2 separate regions of the Homo sapiens genome follow, and region 2 is linked to region 1. A link is an interaction called in ENCODE POLR2A ChIA-PET data of the cell type or tissue named here. Cell type or tissue: IMR-90. All regions are shown on one strand. Links, peaks and the distances in the headings refer to the core of each region. The heading gives the core; the rest is flanking DNA. Region 1 overlaps FOCAD (focadhesin). Region 2 has its middle 95 kb from the start of MIR4473.

Evidence for each region. ChIA-PET counts read pairs that join two places held together with the same protein. Peaks named below come from ENCODE experiments on the same cell type or tissue, not always from the same donor. Only the 100,000 strongest peaks of a DNase experiment are listed, where the experiment ranks them.
Region 2: POLR2A ChIA-PET joins it to region 1 with 12 read pairs; 1 of 35 experiments calls an interaction of 5 or more read pairs at or near these places.

What each region holds. Positions count from the first base shown.
Region 1 is chr9:20,979,562-20,983,561 of GRCh38, reverse strand. FOCAD (focadhesin) reads right to left here. Exons shown (of 44, transcript NM_001375567.1): 38 at 1,876-2,136; 39 at 1,116-1,205. Among named protein-coding and RNA genes, the nearest start is that of HACD4, 50 kb to the left of the region's middle. In IMR-90, for the core only: no CTCF peak of the experiment used is centred there; DNase peaks (open chromatin) are centred at 1,851 and 2,331; H3K27ac peaks cover 1,216 bases.
Region 2 is chr9:20,309,134-20,322,443 of GRCh38, reverse strand. No RefSeq gene overlaps it. Among named protein-coding and RNA genes, the nearest start is that of MIR4473, 95 kb to the left of the region's middle. In IMR-90, for the core only: no CTCF peak of the experiment used is centred there; a DNase peak (open chromatin) is centred at 6,543.

The DNA of each region.
Region 1 (4,000 bases), core at 1-4,000:
TCTCGTTCTGTCACCAGGCTGGAGTACAGTGGTGGGATCTCGGCTCACTGCAACCTCCACCTCCCGGGTTCAAGCGATTCTCCTGCCTCAGCCTCCCGAGTAGCTGGGACTACAGGTGTGTGCCACTACGCCCAGCTAATTTTTGTACCTTTAGTAGAGACGGGGTTTCACCATGTTGGCCAGAATAGTCTCGATCTCTTGACCACATGATCCACCCGCCTCGGCCTCCCAAAGTGCTGGGATTACAGGCGTGAGCCACCGCACCTGGCCCCAAATATTCTTTAACAGTGGTTTTCAAACCTTAGGATACACCAGAATCACCTGGAGAGACAATTAAAACATAGACTCCTGGGCTCCGTCTGCAGAGTTTCTGATTCAGTAGGCCTAGATGGGGGCTCAAGAACTCACATTTCTAATCATTTCCAAGGCGATGCTGATGCTACTTATGCAAAGACCACATTCTGAGAACCACTGCCATATGATGCAGAAATTCAAGGATCTGATTGAATAGGCAAACCTGCCATAAAGTAAAATAAATGACACGAAGTCCACCAGCTATAAGGGAGCTCACAGTTCTCTAGACCATTGGTATTAGTTGGTATGCAAAACTGCCATTCAAATACAAGTGTGTCATTTGGCATGTACTTGTACTAAGAAATGATTCATTATTGATCTGCAACTCAAATTTAACAAAATATCTTGCATTTTGTTTGCTAAATCTGGCAACTTTACTGATATGCTACTTTTTGCTCATTCATCGTTTGACTTGGGCATGGGTGTGGGAAATAAATTATCCTGTGTCAGGGCTAATAGTGCTTGCTTTTCAATCAACCACCTTCTTCATTCCTAAGGATAGGATCAGGTGAAGGACAAAGTGGGAGAAATCGGGTTAAAAAGTTATTCATCCATCTATCCATCCATACAACATTTGTTAAGCACCAACCACATTAGTAGGCTGAACAAGAGGCTCAACAATGTAAATGAAATATAGTTTCCTGAAATTAACCAATAACAAAAATGAAGCAAAACTTGCTTCAGCCAAACACTGAAATCAATTATTCAATCGTAATTTCTGGCTCAATAATGAAAAAAGGTATAGAAAGATATGTTATTACCTTAGTAACCTGGGCGATCCGATTGGCATCATCATCTGTCATTTCTAAGAGGCATTTTGCTATGCTGATATACAGCTCTAGATCCTTTCTCTGATAAAGAAAAATCCCAAACATGTCAACAAACAGTGTAAAATAACAGGTCAAAATGTTCTGACAAATTATTAGATTTTCTTATCCCCATGAACAGCAGCTGATGAGATTTTAATTTTAACCAAACCAAAACATTTGGCCAATTTTTATCATTTTGAAGACATCTTTCCTGTTACTTTGTGTTTTTTTGTTTTGTTTTGTTTTGGCTATACATTTTTCTCCTTATCAAAATTCCTTCATCCCAAATAAATTTCTAACCTCTTTGTAAAATTACAATTCAGAGGTCTTTTGGGGGAGGGAAGGGCGATGCTAAATTGTTTTATATAAACAGTATATGGGAACTCATGCCCACGGATTCTCCAGGTGTAAAGCGTAAGGACTTCTGAGCCTTCTCGTCTTCTACAAGAGGCATTTGGTAAAAACGCCTAATAGCAAATTTCCTGGTGCAGCACTGGTTAAACTGCTTCTAAGCTTGCTCAAAACTTTGGTTCTAAATATTCAACCTCAATTTAGATCTTGGAAACAAATACACTCCTAGTAAAGAATGTGGTTATTTCTTGCTAGCCTTCCCACCCACATTCTTAAAACATACACCTCCCCACTTTGCCAAGAAGCCTTTAAAATATCCCAAACATAAATTGTCAGGAATGTAAATATTTTTGTTCCTCACCCGAATCTTATTTGGCAGGAGGTCAAAAATTTTCCCAGTAGCTTCAGAGAGCAGACTCCAGAGGTGGTGGGCAGGGCTGGGCAGTTTCATGGCCTGGCTCAGACCGTGTAAAGCACTTGGGCATAGCTCAGGACTTCCAAGTGGGGAAGCTGCTTTAAAAACTGCCACCATTAAATTTTCAACAAAACCCAGGATCTGTTCATCAGAGATGTGTTTTATCCACAGAGGTGCAGATATCAGGAGATATCTCTTGGTATTCAGCTGGAAGTAAAACAGAAGGGGTTGAATGTAAATAGGCAAGTCTGGGTTTGCAATGTTCAAAACCTGTACATCATCACTGTGTTTGAGGGTAGACTGAGAGATAAAAGGTTCAGGTTACTTCCTTCCCCCTTCATTTTCCCACAGCTTCACGGTCCAATGGGCCACCAATGCATGTAATTTTGGCTTCTGCAGTTACTTCTGATCCAGGGTGAATCATGTGTTTATATGGGATCTGCCAACCCATCTGTGAACTACTCAGCTTAAACCTTGGATGTTTTCAAGGTTTCAGTGACGGGAATAAAATGCTACTTCTGAAAGTACATGACAGTTACTTTTCAGTTTTAAAAGGTCACATTCTCTGGCAAGAAAAGCTCTGGAAGATGAAAGGCTCAACTGCTGAAAATCAACTAAACAGAGCATCTGATACTATTAATTTCTTCTTCTGAGAAAAAATAAGGAAGTAATAAGGAGAAGTGACATGCTGGGACCATTTATGACCAAAGTAAAACCACCAGCTGAGCACGTAGAACTGACCAGGCACCTTAGAGTTCATGAGAGCCAAGAAAGGGCATGTTAGTAACAGCTCTGTTATATGACAGACTTCAACCAAGTGGGCTTCAAAAATTCTTAGGAACATAAACATGCTACTAAAGGGGCAGCAAGTCTAAAATAAGTGATCTAAAAATAAAATCTGGCAAAATAAGTGATCTAAAAAGTAAAATCTGGCAAAAACTTTTTTGTGTGCTATTTTTGTTTTTTCAAGATAGCACACAAAAATAGGGGAGGGACAGAGGAACAATGTTTTCTGCAAATTTCTAAAAAGATCAGTGTAGTTGCATGAGTTTTCTCAAGACCTCATTTTAAAGAATATGCCATCTCAGATCATTCTATATTTAAGAAAATGAACTCACAAACTTAATTTATTAACCAAGATAACAATAAAGATAAATAATCAAAGACAAATGCACAGAGTAGCACAGATCTAAAAGATAAATGAAAGGATAAGTAAAATTTAGGAAAATTTCGAAGGCCAACCCAACAGGCTGGAAATAGGTCTGATTCAAAAGTAAGAAGGAGTGAATAGAACAGGGCTTTGAACTCAGATAGATAGAGCTCTCTCTTTTATTAGCTAGGCAAACTTTGCTTGACCTCCATTTGCCTCAGTTTATAATTCTGTTAAAATGGAAATAATAAAATGTATCTCTCAGACATGAAACAAGACAGACATAAAAAAATTCATATTGTATAATTCCATTCTAAAGAATTTCAAAAATTTATATGAAATTTATATATAATTTATATAAAATTATATAAATAAAGGTTATTTTAGAAAGGCAATACTACAAATAGAAAGCAGATTGGTGGTGGCTTGGGTCTGAAGCTGGGAGTGGGGAATGACTACAAGCAAGCACAATGGAACTTGTCAGGTGATGGAAATATTCTTGGTGATGATTGAAAAACCTGTAAAGGTACTCAAATTCATCACATTTTACACTTTAAAACAGCCATATTTTAGGCTATATAGATTATAACTCAACAAAGCTACTTTTAAAACTGTCCCGTCAGGCTGTAGAGAAATTAAGTCTGATTTCTGTAAGTACTCACTGAGTGCTTGCAGGTACCAGGTGCACAGCAAGGGCTCAGTAAGTGGCAGGCAGCTGGGAGCCACTTGGAGCAGACAGGTGGAATGAAGTTAATACCTGACAGAAAGATGCAGACCTTGATAACATCCACTTTCAATTAAAGACAGTGAGGAGGAGTAGGAAAGGTTTAAAAAAACAAAAACAGGCCCAGCGTGGTGGCTCACACCTGTAATCCCAGCACTTTGGGAGACTGAGGTGGGCAGATCACTTGAGGTCAGGAG
Region 2 (13,310 bases), core at 4,179-8,178, 670 kb after region 1:
CAATGAGCTGAGGGCAGGGCACCCCAGGAATGAAGGTCATGGCCCTGTGGCAACCTCACTGGATATGCAAGGTGGAAACTGGCTTTCTGCTGGTGCATAAGCCATTCCCTGCCTTCCCGTCAAACAGCCCAGCTCTAAATCTACATTTCCCACTACCGGAACTTCTTTTTTGGGTACTACGACTGTATCTCAGAGCAAAGATCTAGGCATGGCTCTCCCATTCCTACTAATTTTAAGCACTGACATCTGCTTTGGGACCCACACACCTGGCTCTAAGCAATACTACATCCCCACTCCACAGCTGTGGTTCCCCACATGGCCCCGCCATCCCTGTGGAATACAAAAATTACCTTGACAGAGCACTTGTTTGCATTATCCCCCTGGAAAACAGGGTGCATTATTCACCCATATATTTTGGTGAAGAAAAGCAGCTGTTTTCAGCTAACTAGTCGTTCTCAGCCCTGGCTGCACCCATGCCTATAGACCACACCCCTTCCCACAACCTTTTGTGGCAACCTCAGCTTAAGCTTTTGTCACTGTCTTGAAATCACATGACTAGTGTTTTTTCTTTTCTTTTTTTTTTCTATTTCCGGTAGGATCATTAGCTCATACAAGTCATCAGGGAAGGACTCATCCAGCTCCCATCTCTTTCTGTGGAGCAGCATAATGACTGTGTGCACGCATTGCAGGGAGCCTCAGGCACTCAGACCTACAGGGGACTGGTGTGAAGCTCCTCATTTCAAATGCTCCGCTCTATTGCTCTATCTGAACATGAGGACCTTCTCTTGGCAGCTTAGATCCTCTGTTACAGCAAAGGATTGGCTCCAACCAATGGGAGCCAGTTGCTGGTGGAAAATATGATTACCAACACAGAGGCAGCTGCTGTTGCTCTTTGTTTTTCTAACTTTCAAAAGTGTGGAACGGTAGTTAAAGCCCCCAACAATCTTACTCCTTTCTATCCCATTTCATTTCACCGAGGGTTCAAGGTAGCTGCACTCCAAGTAACATCTTCAATGATCATATTCAAAGCATGATGTCACACAGGGATAAGAGTAGCAATTTTTTTTTGAATCAATATGTAAACCTGACTCCTTCATTCAGGGTTACAGCTCTCCAGTGTTTTGGCCTCTCATCACATGGCTCTGATGTGTGGATCTTTTGTATAGAACCTCTTGGCTGGTGAAAGTCTGAACTGAAAAGGCACCAGTATCTGTTAAGACAATCCTGTTAGCCTGTTATTACCTGCCAATTACATTGTTCCTTGTTTAGAAATCCAGTTGAAAGAGGCACGCTAAGAACTCCATCAGAAGTAGCTGGTGTGGATTTTTGTAAGTATGGGTAGAGAATCTGCCTACGGCAAGTAACACCAGTGCTGGCATGCCCAGAAAATTCCAGCTGGAGGTGGGAGTAAGTGGCACTTGGCAAAGTTGCCCTCTTGACCTACTTGTTTAATTTGGATGGAAAAATGTGTTTTGTTTATGTATTTTTTTCAGGAAGCCATTATGGTGAGTCTTTCCAATATAATTTCCACTGAGACCTCTCTTATTCAGCTCAATTTTCTCTTGGGCTGAGGCTGACAGAGACATGGTTGGTGGGAGAATCTGTCACCCTGTGGAGCTGAACAGTCTTCAAGATAAAGCTGCCTGCTGGCCTTTCACTCCCAAATTGCCTGAAACCTGGTCACGTCCCAGCCAATGTCCTCTGCCTTTTGATGAGCTCCACTGTGAGGGGAGAACTAGAAACTGTGAGGAGTGGGTAGACTTTTTCCTACTGCGCAGTGAGATGGGAATTTGGTTACATTAAAAAATACATCTGTATTCCTTTTATCATGCAGATGAAGTAAAAAGGAGTATATAAAATAAATTTATAGTTTTGCATTTAAAAGAGACACAGACAGAGAGAGAAAGAGACATCTTTGGCCTTTGTTATTTGTTTGACATCTGCAGTCCTGCTGGACCACTAGCTTGGTGAGGGCAGCTGGCAGGCAAGCCTGTGTGCTGTTGTAGCCAAGCCCCTAGCACAGCTCATAGTAGGGGCTCAGTAAATGTTGAATTAATAATTAATCTCCATATCAAATTTCCTCTTTGTCCGCAGTCATGAAATTCATACGTGTCTTAAGTTTCAAAGCACTGAGTGAATATAGCTTGCCCTAAAGCAAACAAACAAAAATAGCATTGCTTGGAAAGATCTCGTTTAGCACCTTAGTTACCACAAGTGCTCATTAGGGCTTTCTTTTTCTCTTGAAGGTGTACATTTGGCTGAGCGTGTGTAAGTGGGTTATGTGACTAGCCAAATGCCTTCTCTCTTCTGTACTTGAAGCCCTGCTCTCCCAAGCTGAAGAGTAGATGACTACAGGGAAAATGTGACTCATAGCAAGTGTTGTTATTAAATCACCTTGAAGTGTCTCTTGTAAAAGATAACTCCCTGCATTGTAGAAATGTCTTTGACAAGAGAGGATTAGGGTGAAACTGCAATTACCTTGACATAAAGGAATGAATTAACTTTCCAACTTGCATTTTTGCAAGGCATAGATTCAAGCTGCTTGGAATATAAACATTGAACACATTCACAATAGCTTGGGGCACTTGAAAATTCTAAAGATGGGCAAGGAGCCCCAAGATGCTAGGCAACTTCAGAGGTATTTCTCACCACAGAGGGAGTGCCTGTCTGGACAGAAACCGCCAGTGCAGTTGTGCAGTGTCTGCTCATGTGTCAGCAGGGTTTAGGGGACCGTCAGGACGAATGCCTCCTGGAGCTGATGCCTGCAGGGTCTGCCCGGAGGAAACAGAGAAATGCTCTTCCAAGATTTGACTTCCAAAACTACCCATTCACTCGACTCAGGAAATATTGACCGAGCACTTACTATGCGTTGGGGCGTTGGGCCGTGAGTTCAGGCAGTCTTGGCTGTCAGGGACTTGGAAAAGTCACACGTTAAACAAATCGTGTGGGCATGAACCTCAGTCAACAATTCATGTGCAAAAATACACACTTTTGTTTGTTTTCTTTAAGTCAAAGCTGACTCTAAGCTCTCATCCTGCCAGGGCAGCAGGAAATTCCAACTCCTAGTTTTGCACCAGAAGCCCAGGGCCTTCACGAGGATTCTGAAAACACAGGAAGGGCCTCTGGTTTCTGGTCCATCATAGCTGCTGCCAACATCTCTATTTTACCTCAGTCTCCAGATGGGCAAGCAGGCCAAGATGTGAGGCAGCTCAGTGTGTTCTGCTGTGTCAGTGTGACCTGTGGGTATATGAATGTCCACCTGAGCTGGAAAGTCCATGACAAGGCCCTGGCGTCCTCAGGTGCACGCCTTGGCCATCTCTCTGAGGAATATTCACAGCTCCCTAGGCACACTTCTGTCGGAGACACAGGCAGGCTCTAACCAGGGAGGGGAGGGGGTGGTCTGCAGAATAGGGCCTGAGCCACCCTTGGATGATAGGGGAGTAGGTACTCTTGTCCAACTTCTAATAGGAGACTGGGCACTTAATTGTCCAATTTCTTTCCTCTATCATCTGTCATATTCTTAACAGCAGCCATGTCAACATATGACTTAAAATTGTTAAAAAGCCCAGCATGTTGGGAGGCCAAGGTGGGAGGATCTCTGGAGGCCAGGAGTTTGAGGCTGTAGTGAGCCATGATTGTGTCCCTGTATTCCAGTCTGGGTGACAGAGGAAGACACCAACTCAAAACAAAAAATTGTTTAAAAGGCTGAATTTTTAGTAAATGTATTCAGGGGAAAAGTATTCCACTAACACTTGGTTACATTTCAGTCTGGTCTCTGCTAAGCTCAGCATCTGTCTACCGTCATCCACCTTGAGAATTTCTCTCCTCTCTTCCTGTCATCGAAGGAAGGGCTCTCACCCTTTGCTTTGCCTGCAAAGGACTGGGTGTTTTACATGAAGAACAATGTCTTCCTTCAGCTTCCACTTTCTCTCTGGAAAAATCCCTGCAGCAAAGGAATGCAAAGCCAGGCACCTGGTAGAAATGAAGAAATGGAACCACAGAACACCCATGAATGAATGGTTCAGCAGACTGTCCCACCAGGCCCCAAATCACAAAGCGCATGAGGATAATGAAAGAGGAATTGCCTGCAGCCAAGGGGCACATGGTGGGCTGGTCTGAGGGGCCAGAGAAGGCCTCCTGGAAAACGTGTTGACTAGGATAAGGTCTCGAGGATGAAAAAGAAGTTCACCAGGGAAGCAGGGTTAGGATGTTTACAGGGCCAGGTCACAGAGGGAGAGGGGCAGTCAGAGAGGGAGCAGGTATGGCCTGAGATCTGAGCAAAAGCCCAAAGGGCAAGAGAGGAAATATCGATGGTGACCCAGTGGTTGTTGAGTCTGTCCTTGTCCACTGGGTCCCTTACAGGAGGGCTTTCCCTCATGTGGTTTGTTTGTATGGGGCCTGTGTATTTAGGGACAGCACAGATAGAGGCAAGAAGGAATCAGAATGGAACCTACAAACGTGGAGGGGAAGGAGCCACAGCCCCTAGAGCCACCACATGTGCAGACCCAAGTTGGAATGGATCTCGGAGCTGGCGCTCTGGAGTGAGCTACTGACACTCTCACAGTCTCGGCATCTCTGTAAGATTAGAACAGTAATTCTCACATCCTAAGTTGTGAGACTTTAAAGACTCATGCACAGTGGATATTAGGCCAGGCCTGGGCTGCTTGCCCTCAGCTCTATTCTCTCCCAATCCTTGCTCTCTCTGTGTGTCAGGAGGCCATCCCTGCAATCTCCGGTGTCAGCCAGATCTCTGGCCTGTTGAGGCCTTGGCAGGAGATTGGAGGGTGGGAGGATGAAAGAAGCCCAGGTATTTCTATCCTCTTTCTCTCCTCCTGCCTGGCTCCAATTTCCTCCTGACAGAGCTGCCATGGTCCTCATTTCCACTTAGTAGGTGACCCAGGCCCCAAGTCTTGCCTAACCCTGACATTCAATTTGTCTGTGCAGTTGAGGCATGGCAGCAGCTTTCTGCTCTTGCTAATCTCTGGGTTGTATGCTGCCTCCTCTTTGGCTTCTCAGCCTCCCTATCACCTGTTACCTCTTCTCTGCACCAAATCCCCTCTGCTTTAAACTCTCAGCATGATTTCTGTTTTCCTGGATGAATGATAAGCGTCACAGTGAGTAGCAGTAGTTCCTCTTCCCTGTGACCACTGCTGTGAGTTGAGTTGTGTCCTCCAAAAAATACTGAAGTCCTAACACCTGGTGCCTGTGAGTGTGACCTTTTTGGGAGTTAGATCTTTGCAGATGTAATCAAGTTAAGATAAGGTCATTAAGGTGGGCCCTAATCCAATGACGGAATCCTTAGAAGAAAAGGGAAATTTAGACACAGGAGAGCACCCATGGGAAGACAGAGACACACAGGGAGATCCCCATTTGATGACACAGACAAAAGTTGTCACAATGCAGCTGCAAGCCAAGGAATGCCAAGAATTGATGGCCACCACCAGGAGCCAGGTAGAGGCAAGGAAGGATCCTCCCCTTTGGGTTTCAGAGAGCATGTCCCGTGTGGCACTGATTTCAGACTTCTTGCCTCTAAAACTGTGAGACAATACATTTCTATTATTAATATTTTAAGCCATCTACCTTGTGGCATTTTGTTATGTCAGTCCGAGAAAACTGCCATGGTTTCGACGTGGGTTGCCCCCACCAAAATTCATGTTGACATTTGATTCCCCTGATGGCAGCGTTGGGAGGAGAGGCCTAGAGGGAGGCGTTTGGGTCCTGGAGTAACGCTGCTATCACCTCTCTCACTATGCAGGGAATAGTTCCAGAGAGAGCGATTGTTATAGGTGAGCCCAGCCCCTCTTGCCTGCCTCTTTGTGTGTGACCACTGGCCTTTCTGCTTTTCCACTGAAAGTGAAGCAGCCCATGGCCCTCGCCAGAGCTCAGCAGATGTCAGTGCCATGCTGTCGGACTTTCCCGCTAACAGAACTGTGAACTAAATAAACCTCTTTCTTGTATAAATTACCCAGTCTCAGGAATTCTGTTATGGCAACACCGAATGGATGAAGGCAGAAACGAATGCAACAGCCATGGCAGATTATCTGGGGGAGCCTCTTACATCCAGCTCTCCCTCCCCTCCTCTCCACTACCACTTTGTGCTGCCCTAAGTACTCTGGTCACCCACATGTAATAGACATCCTCTCCCCTGCACATGGCTTTGCTTTGGGGAGAGGTATGGAAGCTGATCTCAAGCTTGATAGCGGTTGCTTTGGCCTCACCTTTATTCTTCTGTTACAATCAATAGGAGGTTGAGATTTACCATGTTTTCAGTGTCTGTATAGGTTTTGATGTTTTAATTGCAAAACAAAACAAAACAAAAAACTGACAACCTAGAAACCAGTCAACTTGGCTTAAAGAAACGAAAAAAAAAAAAAAAGAAAAAGGGCATAAATTCTAAGAACCCAGAAACATCTTACAAAATATAAAGGCACTAATGTAACTGTGCCTGTGGAGGGGATTAGAGCCAGAAACTGGAAGCCTTCTGTGACTCATTCTTCTCTTTTTTCTTTTAGAGGACTGGAGTTTTCTGCTGCTGCTCTGATTCACATCTCCCATATTTATGTCTCATATTTCCAGCCGCATAGAGGCTGACTTGGTTCAAGTTCAAGTTCCAAATTGCCCAAAGAAGAAAATCTGATTGGATCAGCTTGAGTCAGGTGTCCGCACCTAATCCAATCAATTGTGTTTATGGTGGTGGAGGGAGCACACAGGACCAGGATGGTTGCTGGGAGCCCACCCCTATGGAAAGGGAGATTTTAAAATATGAAGGGCAGAGGTTATTGTAGGGTTCATTCCCCAAGAAAAAAGGTGTGTTCTGGGTTGGATGCCTTCTGGGCTGAGGCTGGGGTAGGAATTGTGGCTCTAGGCCAGCCCCTGGCTCTCACCTCACAGTCAGGGCCTGCAGGGACTCACAGGTGGCCTTCACCAGAACTTACCATCTGGGTGTGCAACAGAAAGAGTAATGGGAGAATTCACTCTACCCTAGTTAAACCTGCAAATCAAACCTCCCACTTCACTAAATGATGTGTGTTCGTGTTATGTAATCTGTGGGTAATAATAGCTAACATTTACTGGACACCTACAACAGGCCAGTTGCTAAGTGTTCAGAACATTTTTCTAATGCTCATAATTCCACAAGATTGATTTTGTTATTCACTGTCATCTCTGCCCCCGCATCTTCCCCATTAACACACGTCCTAATCTCAAGCCACAATGTAAAATGACTATGATCTTCAACTTTCTGCTACGTAGTTGGTTTTTAACAGGTGATGCAGGAACATGGTTCAGGTATATGTAAGTCTCCTTCCCATCTCTGTGTTTCAACCACATCCTTCCTCCCCTAAAGGCAACCACTGTTGCTGGTTTCTTACATATACAAGCATAAATGTGTGTATCCTTTTGTTTTTCTGGAAGTGATAGATGACTTTTCACATTATTATAAAAATTGTAACACTGTGTCTTGGTGGTGGTTAGCACAGAGAGCAAATCTTTGAATGGCTTCTGCTGAAATATTGTAAGGAAATGTCATTATCTGTGAAACTACCACCTTATTGATGATAACTGAGGTTACTTCCACTCTTTTGCTAATATAAGCAAAGCTGCAGGAATATCTCTGTGGCTACAACTTTATGCACATGTGCCAACATATCTATAGAATAAATTCTCCAAAGTAGAATATCAGGGTAAAAGAGTGCATGTGCTAGGGCTGGGCGCGGTGGCTCACACCTGTGATCCCAGCACTTTGGAAGGCCCAGGCGGGTGGATCACGAGGTCGGGAGATTGAGATCATCCTGGTTAACACGGTGAAACCCCGTCTCTACTAAAAATATAAAAAATTAGCTGGGAATGGGTGGCAGGCGCCTGTAGTCCCAGCTACTCCAGAGGCTGAAGCAGGAGAATGGCGTGAACCCGGGAGGCGGAGCTTGCAGTGAGCCGAGATCGCTTCACTGTACTCCAGCTTGGTGAACAGAGAAAGACTCCATCTCAAAAAAAAAAAAAAAAAAAAAAAAATACATGTGCTATACATTTTTATATGAGTATTCAGTTGCTCTGCACTGAATCAATTTATAAGCCTAGCAACAATTCAAGTGAATAGCTGTTTCTACTCTCCCAATAGTGCTCCATTCAAGGATTTGATATTTGATAATTTGCAATATAAGAAATGTAGTTTATTTGCTTTCTTTTAAATGTCATTTTAAGTGTTTTAAATCCTTTTGGATTGTGTATGTGTCGGGGGAGTGTGTGCCACAGAGAAAGACATGTCCATCCAGGTCCTTTGCCCATTTTCCTGTTGTGTTTTTGGCCTTTTTCTAATTGATTTTTGGTGACTGTATATATTTAGAGAATGAGTCCTTTCTTACATGTATTACAAATGGTATCCCAGGTGTGTTGTCATTGTCTGTCTTAATTTTGTGTGTTTCTTGAAGGCAATTTTTAATTTTTGTAGAGTTGTATACATTTTATTCTTTATGGTTCCTGGGATTTTTTTTTTTCTCATACTTAGGTCTTTCCATTTCTAAGATTATAAAATATTTTTCCGTGTTTTTCTAGTGACTTACACCCATCAGGAATTTACTTTGGTCTGATGGATAAATTTAGTAATCCTGCTTTATTTTTTTCCTAAATGGCTACCTAGTTGTCTCAACACCATTTGCTTAACTATGTGTTTTTCACCACTGATACAAAATGCCACCTCTGTCATATTTTACATTCTCATATGTTTTGGAGTCTGCTTCTGGATTTTATTTTTTAAATCAGGCCCATGATGTTTTAATTACTCTAGCTTTATGTTATACCAGCTGGTACATCCAGTCTGTCTTTCTTACTTTTCTTTTTCAGAATTTTTCTAAATATTCTCATTGCTATATATTTACCATATACGATTTAAAATCTGTTTAGTGAAAAAAGTTCTGTCAGTGTTTTCATTGAAATCACATTTCTTAGATTTCTAGTTATTTTATCCTTTAGGTTGCTGTTGGAAATGGGAACTGCTCTACTTTCCAAATGATTGTTGTTTTTATATTTGAGGCTGTTGATTTCTTTTTGGCACTAATTTTGTATATAGCTGACTTTTTAAGTTTTCTTACTTATTTTAATATTTTTTCCTACTTTTTTATTATTCCCCATAAATATGTGATCATATGGTCTGCAAATACTGATAACTAGACCTCCTGGCAAGTTCTGAATTGGTGAATTCCTTGTCTTTCCTAATTGTGTTGGCATGTATCACTAGACTAGTGTTAAAAGGTAGTAGTGAATATGGAAGTCCTTTGTTTTGTTGCTGACTTTAATGAGAATGTTTATTATGTCTTCCCATTAAGCATGGCCCTAGTTTTTGGGATATGATATATATATATTTTGTTTCACAGAACCTCACCAATATGGCCTGCTTCCATGCCTTTGCACATGTTAATTCCTTTCTGCTATGTGGGAAAACTGTCCTTATCCTTCATGACCCTTTCTAATGCCATTTTCTGTATGCTGTCTTCCTCATGACTCAAGGTATTAGTCATCCTCTCCTCTGTTTTCCCACAATGCCCAGCCCATACCTTCATTATATATAATACACAATACACTGTTTTCTAGCCATCTGCCTGTCTTTTCTTAGGTTGTGAGCTCCTTTAAAGCAGGCACTGTGTTCAGAGCTTGATAAGAAGTGGACCAGTCAAGCAGCTTCCAGAAGCATTGATCTAAAAAGGGATACTAATATATCAGTGAACTTAATCTCTGTCTACACTCTCTTGGCCCATGGCTTTTAAATACTGTCTACAAGAAAGTGATCCGAATTTATATCTCTTGCTTTGACCTGTCCACTAAGCAAGTACATCTAGCCGCCAACTTGATATATACAGATTCAGACCACACCATCTCATGGATCATGTCTAAAACAGAACTCTTGATTTCCTGTGCTTCCAAATCTGTTGCTGCCTTCCCACCCCCCATTTTCCTCATCTTGGCTAATGGACCTGGGGTTCTTCTCGACTCCACTCTTTCCCACACCTTACACCACACCACAGCAAGTCCTGTAGCCTCCACCTCCAAAACATATCTGGATTCCAACTGTTTCTCACCACCTCCACTGCACAATTGTAATCATCATGTAAGCCACCCTCATTTTTTGCTTAGATTCCTGTGATATGTTTCAAGTAGTCGTCCAATTCCCATTCTTTTTCTCATAATAATCTATTCTCTACATACTAACTGGCAGAATCTCTTAAAAGGGCAAATAAGATCATGTCACTCATTTTATTAAACCTTTTAATGGTTTTCCATTACATTTAGAAGAAAATGTAATCTTCTTATCATAGCCTGTAAAATCTGCCTCTCTTCTCTGCCCTTTCATTCCCTTATGATTTACCTGGGTGCTCCACTGCAGCCCTGCCAGCCTTCTGTCTGTTCCTCGATGCCACAAACTTATGTGGGCCTTTCCATTTGCTGTTGCCTTTGCCTGGGCTACTTTTCCCCCCAAGTCTTTGCCTGGGCCATTCTTTCTCAACAATCAGATCTCAGCTCAATTACAAATAAAAATCTAAATCAGCTCCCCTTCCCATGGTCAGAAAATGGCATATGTCTTGAGCTCTTGAATACCCAGCGTTCTTATTCTTTATCACATCTTCCTATTTGATTTCCTCCTTAGAACCTATCATTATCTAAAATTAATCCATAGATTTGTTTAGTTGTTTATTATTTTTCCCCACACTCCATTAAAATGTAAACTTTACATAAACAGGCACATTATGTAGTTTGTTCTTTGAAATAGGCTCAGTAGTTGGAACAGTCCTGGTACATAGTGGGCACATAATAAATATTTGTTGAATAAATGAAATAATATGTATGTAATAATGTATATGTACCAATGAACTCATTTACATGATATTATCCCTTACATGAAGGGCAAAGCAGGAAGGAGTTTTTCTTTTGCTGTAGTTGATAGCACCCTGGAATGAAAAGCACCTCTTTCTAGGGTCCAAGGAACATTGCTGAGAGTTTTTGTGACAAGCTCATGCAATTTGCAGTGAACCAATGGCCACGCTCTCCTGAGACCACTCAGGGGACGGTGGCCTAGCACCACCTAACCCTTTGATGAAGCCTCCAAATCTGATCGTGCGGGCTGCTTTGGGCTTGCTTCCCATAGGATTTGGCATGGCTGGCTTATTTGTAAAATCAGGTAGTCAGTCACAATTCTGAAACCACATAACGCTGGTAGAGTGTTGTTTATTGGCAATTATTGAATTATTTTATTGCCTAAACTCAAAACTCTTTAATATGTTTCCTGTCCAAGAAGTGGTCTGATTTAAAAACAAACCACAATTTAAAACAGGGAAGAAAACAAGAGCTCTAGAAATGAACATAAGTTGTTTGAACATTTTATTTCAACCAATGGAGGTAAAGTAGGTAAATTTACTGCTGCATACAATGATTATTAAATCATTTACTTCCCACCATCACTAAATAAATATCTAACAAATAGCTAAAGAACATTCTTTTAAAATAGTACCGAATAATTAGGCTGCTTGGGATTCTTCATCCACTGGACTGCCCTGAGCTTGTCTCATTCATCTTTGTTTTCCCTGTATCATCTCCCAGAGTTCCTGATAAGGCCCGGTGCACAGTAAAGTTTTCTGAAATGAAAGGGGGCAGGTGAGAGTCTTGAATTTTTCCTTGGCATCCAAACAGCTGAGAGATATTTGCACTCTCAGCACAGAATTACCTGAAGGGATCCATCCAATGTGGAAAGCATCCTCTGTTCCATTTGGCCCCTCCAAGAGTTTACAGCAGGAAGAGTCAGATACACAGAGCCCTGCCTTGTGTTTACATTACCCCAGACCAACAGAATAATGTGGTCCGACTTCATTACAGCCTTTATTCCAAGGCTTGAAATCTTGAAAACATCTTTCTGGGTGTATTGGAAATCTTCATGTAGATGCATTTAATGTAATTAGATTCAGCCAGCCTTGGTAGCTCTGGTATGTGTGATGTAATTAGTAAAGCAACTAGTTGAATGAATTTGTACGGCCTCTCGCCCCATTTGGGAGGAGGTGAGATACTGACACACTGTACAGAGACTGTGTAGCTATAAACATTGTCTAGGTTGATTGTCAAAGAAGGCTTGTTCTAATTAAGACTGTGAAATGGCTTCTCTTCCTCTAGCAGAGAGGTTCTCAGTAAATATTTCCTCTGGAATGGAACCTTTCATGTTTGGGCTCCACCCAAAGTGGAATTTAACTTTCTCTAAGTCTTAACATTATGGAGCGGAAAAGGGGTGGGACTGTGAAGTCCTTCCTTCCAATGCAGGAGGTTTAAAAAAAAAAAAAGAATTGAGCATGTAGAGTTTACAAAATGAAATAAAGATTCTTAAGGGTTAAGTAACCCAAAACTAGAAACACCTGGCTGAGTGTTTGGAGACTATGAAGGTGGTGATGATAGTGATGACTTGAGAAGTGATGCCGTTAATCTTACATAGTGTAAAGTTTTTGCCAAGAAATGGCTGCTCAGAGACAGACTGCATGTGTTAGGCAGAATAACAGCCCTCCAAAGATATCCACATCCTAATTCCCAGGAAGTGAGTTTGTTGGGTTACATGGTAGAGGGGCATTGAAGTTGCAGGAGGGGTGAAGGTGCTAATCAGATGACTTTTGATCAGGGAAATTATTGTGGATTATGCTTTTGGATGACATGTAGATAGCAAGGAGAGGTTTACCCAAAGTTAGCAATGGTAGTCATAGGAGGGGAAAGACAATAGGCAGGGATGGTGGTAACAAAGATGTACTTGAAGAGAAGATTGTGGGGAAAATGGGTACGTTGCTAATGGCAATGGCTGATCCAGTGGAAAGGCCACTGGTCAAAGGCCAGAAAGTCTGCTTTGAAGTCTTGGTTTTACCACCTCAACCTACGCCCTCTCACAGCATTAGAATTCTCATTGCAAAAGAGGGATGGTAAGACTTACCCTGCCTCCCAGGATTGTTAGGCTCAAGTGAGAAGCAAGCCTCAGTTATTTGTAAACTGTGATTTTGAATGCATAGCATGGTGTGATACCGCAAACGAGGTTTAAACCTCTGAGACAAGCCAGCTGTTTTCCCTCTGCCTACAACTTCCTTGAATTCTGGCTGATATATTTAAGGGCAACTTTGGAGCCACCAGGTCTGGCTCATAGCTAGCACCACCTAACCCTTTGATGAAGACTCCAAATCTGATCTTGCTGGCTGCTTTGGGCTGGCTTCCCATAGGATTTGCCACGTCTGGCTTATTTGTAAAATCAGCAGAAAATCCACCCCAGCTGGGAGACATCAATTCCCTCTAGCCAGAGCACG